Regions from separate parts of the Homo sapiens genome. Here region 1 is linked to region 2. Evidence: chromatin contacts called from ENCODE Hi-C or POLR2A ChIA-PET data. All regions are on one chromosome and are shown on one strand. The core of a region is the stretch at or near the end of the contact, and the rest is flanking DNA. Distances in the headings are between cores, read along the strand shown.

The links. Hi-C counts contacts between places; a loop is a spot of excess contacts on that map. ChIA-PET counts read pairs that join two places held with the same protein, here RNA polymerase II (POLR2A). Pooled maps may share reads with other maps.
Region 1: a pooled map shows a loop between it and region 2 (4-fold over the local background). The contact joins the promoter of TLE5 here to the promoter of ADAT3 in region 2. A Hi-C loop is called at or near these places in 1 of 50 pooled maps. POLR2A ChIA-PET finds 5 or more read pairs at or near these places in 2 of 52 experiments (WTC11 and activated T-cell).

Annotation. Positions count from the first base shown.
Region 1 is chr19:3,061,245-3,065,255 of GRCh38, reverse strand. It overlaps TLE5 (TLE family member 5, transcriptional modulator), which reads left to right and starts at 2,761. Exons shown (of 7, transcript NM_001130.6): 1 at 2,761-3,082; 2 at 3,999-4,011. The coding sequence starts at 3,056. RefSeq lists silencers at 2,546-2,755, 3,678-3,947.
Region 2 is chr19:1,904,112-1,907,680 of GRCh38, reverse strand. It overlaps ADAT3 (adenosine deaminase tRNA specific 3), which reads right to left and starts at 2,282. Exons shown (of 2, transcript NM_138422.4): 1 at 2,242-2,282. It overlaps SCAMP4 (secretory carrier membrane protein 4), which reads right to left and starts at 2,282. Exons shown (of 7, transcript NM_079834.4): 1 at 2,242-2,282. RefSeq lists enhancers at 1,779-1,868, 2,889-2,948, 3,229-3,288 and silencers at 2,029-2,178, 2,229-2,558.

The DNA of each region.
Region 1 (4,011 bases), core at 1,512-4,011, 1.2 Mb before region 2:
CTTGGCTCACTGCAACCACCACCTCCCAGCTTCCAGCGATTCTCCTGCCTCAGCCTCCAAGTAGCTGGAATTAGAGGCGCCCGCCAAAACACCCCGGTAATTTTTGTATTTGTAGTAGTGACGAGGTTTCACCATGTTGGCCAGGCTGGTCTCGAACTCCTGAGCTTGTGATCCACTGGCCTCGGCTTCCCAAAGTGCTGGGACTACAGGCATGAGCCACTGCTCCCGGCTTACAAAAAATGTTAAAATTAGCTGGGCATGGTGGTGCACTCCTGTAGTCCCAGCTACTCAGGATGCTGAGGTCGGAGGATCACTTGAGCCCAGGAGTGGGAGGCTGCAGTGAGCTATGATTGCACCACTGCACTCTAGCCTATGCAACAGAGGACTGTGTCTGAAAAAATTTTTTTAGGCCGGGTGTGGTGGCTCGCGCCTGTAATCCCAGGACTTTGGGAGGCCGAGGCAGGCAGATCACGAGGTCAGGAGATCGAGACCATCCTGGCTAACACAGTGAAACTCCGTCTCTACTAAAAATACAAAAAATTAGCCGGGCGTGGTGGTGGGCGCCTGTAGCCCCAGCTACTCGGGAGGCTGAGGCAGGAGAATGGCATAAACCCGGGAGGTGGAGCTTGCAGTGAGCCGAGATGGCACCACTGCACTCCAGCCTGGGCCACACAGTGAGACTCCACCTCAAAAAAAAAATTTTTTTTTAATAAAAATATTAAAACACTGCTTTAAAGATTATTAATCTTGATCACTGAAGGCTATCACCCTTACCTGCCAAGGTAAGGAGCCTGGGGTTCCAAGTCTATTTTACAGATGGGAACACCCAAGGCCCAAATCAATTGCATTCATTCAAGGGAGCAGGCTGCCTAGTGGATGACGATGATGAAGAGACTGTGTTTCGCACCTGCCAAAGGGGGACCTTAATGTCATAGCCTTATTTCAGTAGCCTCTTTGGGACCTGTTCTCTGCGTGGCAGAGAGAGGGATCCTTTAATAACCGCCACCAGGTCCCATCCCTCCTCTTCCCACGGCTCTCCAGGATTCCCACCTCACTCAGAGCAAAAGCCCAAGTCCAGGGCCAGGCGCAGTGGCTCACACCTGTAATCCCTGCACTCTGGGAGGTGGAGGCGGGAGGATCACCTGATGTCAGGATTTCAAGACCAGTCTGGCCAATATGGTGAAACCTGTCTCTACTAAATATACAAAAATTAGCCAGGCGTGGTGATGCGCACCTGTAATCCCAGCTACTCAGGAGGCAGAGGCAGGAGAATCACTTGAATCCGGGTGGCAGAGGCTGCAGTCAGCCAACATCACATCACTGCACTCCAGCCTGGGCAACAGAGTGAGACTCCATCTCAAAAACAAACAAACAGCTGATCACGGTGGCTCACGCCTGTAATCCCAGCACTTTGGGAGGCCGAGGCGGGCAGATCATCTGAGGTCGGGAGTTCAAGACCAGCCTGACCAACATGGAGAAACCCCGTCTCTACTAAAACTCCAAAATTAGCGGGGCGTGGTGGCACGTGCCTGTAATCCAGCTACTCGGGAGGCTGAGGCAGGAATCACTTGAACCCAGGATGCGGTGAGCTGAGATTGTGCCATTGTACTCCAGCCTGGGCAACAAGAGCGAAACTCCATCTCAAAAAACAAACCAACCAACCACCAGGTCCCGTCCCTCCTCCTCCCACAGCCTTCCAGGGCTCCTACCTCACTCAGAGCAAAATCCCAAGTCCTCCCCAAGACCCACAAGTCCTTGCTGGACTGGCCTGCTTCACCAGCTACAGAGTTAGCAGGGCCCAGTGCAAAAGAAAACTCAAAGGCCCCTTGTTCAAAAATGATTAGAAATCTCAAAATGCAGCAGTAAATATTAACCCAAGCACAAGCCCTGCTGTGGGGTGGGGGGGCCCTGGACAAAAGCACGAAGCCCCCGGCCCTGCCTCCCTCCGGCCTTCCTGACCTCCCCCCGGGCACTCTGCTGCCAGGCACAGTCCTGCCCCAGGGCCTTTGCACCTGTTGGTCCTGCCTCTGACTACCTCTGTACCCCATCCCCCTGTTCTCCCTCCTTCTTCAGGTCGCTTTAGGGGTGGAGGAAGCCGTCTCTGATCCTCCCTCCCACCTCTTTAACTTTGCACCTTCCTACCCTGCCATTCTCCCGGCTGGTTTTTCTGCAGAACTGTCCCCACCATCTGACCTGCCAGGAATTCAGCTTGTGAATTTGTCTCTGTCTGTCTCCAGGCACCACCACCAGGGCAGGGACCCACCCCCGCCCCGCCCCACCCCAGGGCCCTGGAGCAGCGGGGCCTGGCACACAGTAGGCGTTCTATAAATGTGTCACAAGAATGGCTTCCCTCAGGAAGGCGGCATTACCGCTGCCTTTCTGCAGAAAAGGAAACTAAGGCTCAGCAAGAACCACCGCCCAGCCAGAGCCAAGGTCACAGAGCACGTCCGTGGCACGCGTCCAGGTCGTGCCACAGCAGGGCCGGCGGCTTCGACGCGGGCAGCCGGGTCCCTTTTCTTTGACAGATGGGGAAACCGAGGCCCGGCCGGCTGCCGGGTAGGAGAGGGTGGCGGGGGCCGCTGCCCGGGGCGGGGGCGGGCCGGGCCCAAGGTCACCGCGGCGGGCGGGCCACGGGGAGGCGGGCCGGCGTGGGGATCCGCAGGCCTCCCCGGGCGCGCGCGTCCCCCCCCTCGGCGGCGCGCACGGGGCACGGGCGGCGGCAGGTGGAGCCGAAGCCTCCGCAGCAGCCGAGCCGCGGCCACTGCCGGCGTCGCCGCCATTAGACAATAGCGGTGGGGCCGGGGAGCGGGGAGGCGGGCGGCGGGGAGGGGCGGGGAGGGGCGCCGGGCGCGCAGGAAGCGGGGCCCGGGGCGCGCCGGGGCCGGGCGCGCGGGGAGGGGGCGCAGGAAGCGGGCGAGGCCGGGCGCGGGAGGCGGCGGCGGCCCCGGGAGCTGCCGATCGGCGCCGGGACAAAGGCGCGGCCGCCCGGCGCCCCCAGCAGCCCGAGCCGGGGCGCACAGCCGGGGCGCAGCCCGCGCCCCCCGCCGCGATTGACATGATGTTTCCACAAAGCAGGCATTCGGTAAGCGGGGCCCGTCCGGCCGGCGCCCCCACCCCGGATCCGGGCCCTACGCCCCCGACCCCCGGCTCCCGGCCCCGCGCCCCCCAACCCCCAGGCCCGGTGCCTCCGGCCCGGCGCCCCCCCCAACTCCCCGGCCCTGTCTTCCCTCTCCAGCTCCCAGCCCGGCGCGACCCCCCTCCCCTCCTGCCGCCGGCCCCCGGACACCCCCCCTCCAGTTCCCGATCCACCCCAGCTTCCGGGCCCCGAGCCCCCCCGCCGCAGCTCCCGGCTTGGCGCCCCCCCCCCCCAACCCGCCGGGACAGTCAGGGCCTCGGACGGCCTTGGCCTCGGGCCTGGGGCGCTCCGGAAGCCCCGCGAGGCACCTCTAGCCCGGGGATCCTTTGGGGGCCTGTGGTGGGGGGGGTGATCCGAGGCGCACCCCTCCCGGAAGAGCGTGTCCCCGAGGAAGGGCGCTGGGAATCTGGGGTTGGGCCCCCCCGGAAGATTTCGAGCACCGAGAGAGAGACCCCTCCCCCAAGAGGACTTTGCAGGGAGGAATCGCTGCCCCCCAACTTGGGGAGGGGGCTCCCTAGGGCGCGTTTCTACCCCCCTCGGATGTGCACTCCCTCCCGGCGCTTTGGAGGGCGGTAGAGGGCGCACCCTGCCCCCCATCTAGGGCGGGCCTTAAAACGCACCCCCACTGCCTGGGGGTGGCGGGGGACGGGGCGGCTCCGGGCGCACCCACCCGCTCGGCTTCCCCCGGGAGAGGCGGGGGGCAGGAAGCGCGGGTGGGGTCGCGCCAGGGGCCGTAAACACGGGCCCAGGAAGTGGGGCAGGAGGGGGGGCGCCGCAGCTGCGCGGCCGCTCCCTCCTAGCCGGCCCTTGAGGGGGGTCCAGCCCACGCCTGGGCCTGACCCGGGCCGCCCCATCCCTACAGGGCTCCTCGCACC
Region 2 (3,569 bases), core at 1,033-3,532:
CCGGCATAGCTCCAGGCAGGTGAGTCAGACCCTGCGTGGTGACAACCCTGGTGAACAGGAGGCTGGGAGGCCTTTATCTAAGCCCACAGATGAGGAGGCCAAGGTCCGCGCCGGGACCTGGGTATGTCCACCCAGAAAACACACCCAGTCCCCAACCTGCCCTAGAGGCGTTCAGCCCAGCGCGGTCAATTCCTGACTGCGAGAACTCAGGCACCAGTCCTGACTCCTCCAAGCCTCGGCTTCCACCCCTGTGAAATGGGAATTCCTGCTCTACCTTTTTTTTTTTTTTAAGGCAGGGCTGTCAGGTACATAAGAGAAAATGGGGGGATGGAGGGGCCTGACCATCTTCAGCAGAATCCAGGAGGGCTCCTCGGAGGCAGTGACCCACAGCCCAGCCTGGAAGGCTGGGGAAGTAGGGGAGAGAACTCGGAGAGGGAACAGCTAATGCTCAGTTCCAGGGCACACCAATAGTCTGCGTGGGGGCTTTTTTTTTTTTGGGACAGTCTCACTCTGTCCCCCAGGCTGGAGGGCAGTGGCGCGATCCTGGCTCACTGCAACCTCTGCCTCCCTGGTTCAAGCAATTCTCCTGCCTTAGCCTCCCAAGCAGCTGGGACAACAGATGTGCACCACTATGCCTGGCTAATTTTTTATATTTTTAGTAGAGGTGGGATTTCACCATATTGGTCAGGCTGCTCTCGAACTCCTGACCTTGTGATATACCTGCCTAGGCCCCCCAAAGTGCTGGGATTACAGGCGTGAGCCACTGCGCCCAGCCTGGGGCTTGTTTCTTTACACACACACACACACACACACAATTTTTTTTTTTTTTTGAGACGGAGTCTCACTCTGTCGCCCAGGCTGGAGTGCAGTGGCACGATCCTGGCTCACTGCAAGCTCTGCCTCCTGAGTTCACACCATTTTCCTGCCTCAGCCTCCTTTGGGAGTAGCCGGGACCACAGGCGTCCACCACCATGCCTGGCTTTTTTTTATTTTTAGTAGAGACAGGGTTTCACCGTGTTAGCCAGGATGGTCTTGATCTCCTGATCTCGTGATCCACCCGCCTTGGCCTCCCAAAGTGCTAGGATTACAGGCGTGAGCCACCACGGCCGGCGCTACACGTATGTATTTTATTTATTTATTTAGAGACAGGGTCTCGCTCTGTTGCCCAGGCTGGAATGCAGTAGTGCCATCACAGTTCACTGCAGCCTCAACCTCCGGGGCTCAAGCAATCCTCCTGCCTCAGCCTCCCAAGTAGCTGGGACCACAGACATGTGTCACCATGCCTGGCTTATTAAAAAAAAATCTTTTTTTCTTTTTTTTGGAGAGTGAGTCTTGCTAGCTTGCTCAGCCTGGAGTACAATGGTGCCATCTTGGCTCACTGCAACCTCCACCTCCCAAGTCCAAGCGATTCTCCTGCCTTGGCCTCCCCAGTAGCTGGTTTTACAGGCGCGTGACACCACGCCCAGCTAATTTTTGTATTTTTGGCAGAGATGGAGTTTCACCATGTTAGACAGGCTGGTCTCGAACTCCGGACCTCAGGTGATCCACTCGCCTTGGCCTCCCAAAGTGCTGGGGTTATAGGGTGAGGAACTGCACCCAGCCGTCCTTGTTTCCACGGAGTCGATCCTCTGTTTCTGGCCACCCTACAAGGAGGCCTTCTCTGCAAGACAGCGGGGAACCTCGGTCCTCGGGGTAGTGTGTGGGAGATAACTGGGGGCCTGTGATACAAAAACCTGAAAAACTCATACTCTAGGTAACGATGAGGAACGATGGTCAATTCTGGGGATGTACCAAGGCCTAGGGGAATCTCCACATAAAGGCGAATCAGAGCTGGGGAGGAAGGACGCGAAGGCTACGGAAACTCGCGAGAGCGCGGTTCAGAGGCAGGGGACTGCGGGACATGACCTGAGGAAGGGCCACCGGAAGCAGCTGGAGGATACGGGGTCTCCCGCACCGACCATAAGGGCGCACACGCGCAGAAAGGCGCTAGGCCCGGGGGAGCGCGGTCCTGAGGCTTCCCCCAGGCCAGCGCCGCGCGCGCGCGCGCACGCGCATTCGCGCCGCCTCCCCGCGTCGCCCACCGGCCCGCCCGAGACGCGCGCGAGGCTGGCCTGGGCCCCCCGTTTTCTCCCCACAAACGGCCGGCGCCCCTCACCGCCGAGACCCCCCATGTCAGCCCCTACTCCCCCTCTGGGGAAGTCTGAGCCTGGAGAACCCGAGACCTCGGGGCCGCGCGCTTACCTGAGGGATCCGGGCGCGAGCGCAGCGCTTCGCCAAGTCTTAGCAACCGGCCCGGCCCAACCCACCTCACCCCGCCTCGTCTCCGCCTGGAGCCGCGGAGCACGACGGGAGCGTAGTTCCAGGGGCGGGATCTTCGCCAGGCCAAGGTGGGGCAAGGACTACAATTGCTAGTAGGCACTGCGCGCCGCCGCCTCGCCCCGCCCCGCTCCGGCACTGCGCTCACATGACCTCCGGGCGGCGGGAGGGGAGGAGAGGCGGGGCCGCTGCGCTGGGCGAGCGCTGAGTTTGCAGGTTCGAATCCCATCAAGCGGCCAGGGAAAACTCGGAACCCGGGGGATCTTTGGAAGGTTAGCAGAGTGGGAAGGATGAGGCAGAGGGGGTATATGACACCCGTCCCCTGAGTCCGGGATGGGGCCAGGTTCCAGTTCTGCCTGTTACTGCACTCCGGCGTGGGCCGCCCTCAGGTTTGAGTTTTCTCACCAGTAACGTAGGTGAAGAAGACCTCTTGCCTCTCCTGGGCCAAACAAGCACATTTTTTTTTTTTTTTTTGAGACGTAGCCTCAGTCTGTCACCCAGGCTGGAGTGCAGTGCTAGGCTCACTGCAACCTCCACCTCCTGGGTTCAAGCGATTTCTGGCTAGTTTTTGTACTTTTAGTAGAGAAGGGGTTTCACCAAAACATGCATATTTTATGAGCAATTTGTTACTCCTTCCAGTTGGACAGGTTTAACCAAGTGGTTCTCAACGGGAGGGAATTTGTCATCCCCTCCCCCAACAGCTTGACAGTGCCTGGCTGTAACCAGCTCAGGCTCCGATGCCAGAGTCTTGACAAACCAGTAAGGAGGAAAAAGTGCAGTGAAAGGAAGGTGACTTCCTTTCAGAGTTCGCAGCAGGGAGGCAGCTGGTTTAGGCCTCCAGAAACCCCTTCAAACTTGAGGCTGGGGTGAGGGGCTAAAAAAGGGGAACTGGGAATGGTGGGTGTGCAGGGGAGGTGCTGATTATAAGCTCTGTGTGTTCATGAATTTTGGTGGCTTAAAAGCGCAGGCTGGCCTCATCCTAATAAGGGCCGGGTTGCAGACCACCTTGAGGAAATCTCTGGGATTTTGCAGGTGGGTCTCCGTGCTTGGCCTGTCTCCAGATTAGCTCTAAAACGTTCTTTCTTTTTTCTTTTTTTTCGAGACAGTCTCGCTCTTGTCACCGAGGCTGGAGTGCAGCAGCACGATCTCAGCTCACCGCAACCTCCACCTCCCAGATTCAAGTGATTCTCCTGCCTCAGCCTCCCGAGTAGCTGGGATTACAGGCACACGCCACCACACCTGGCTAATTTTGT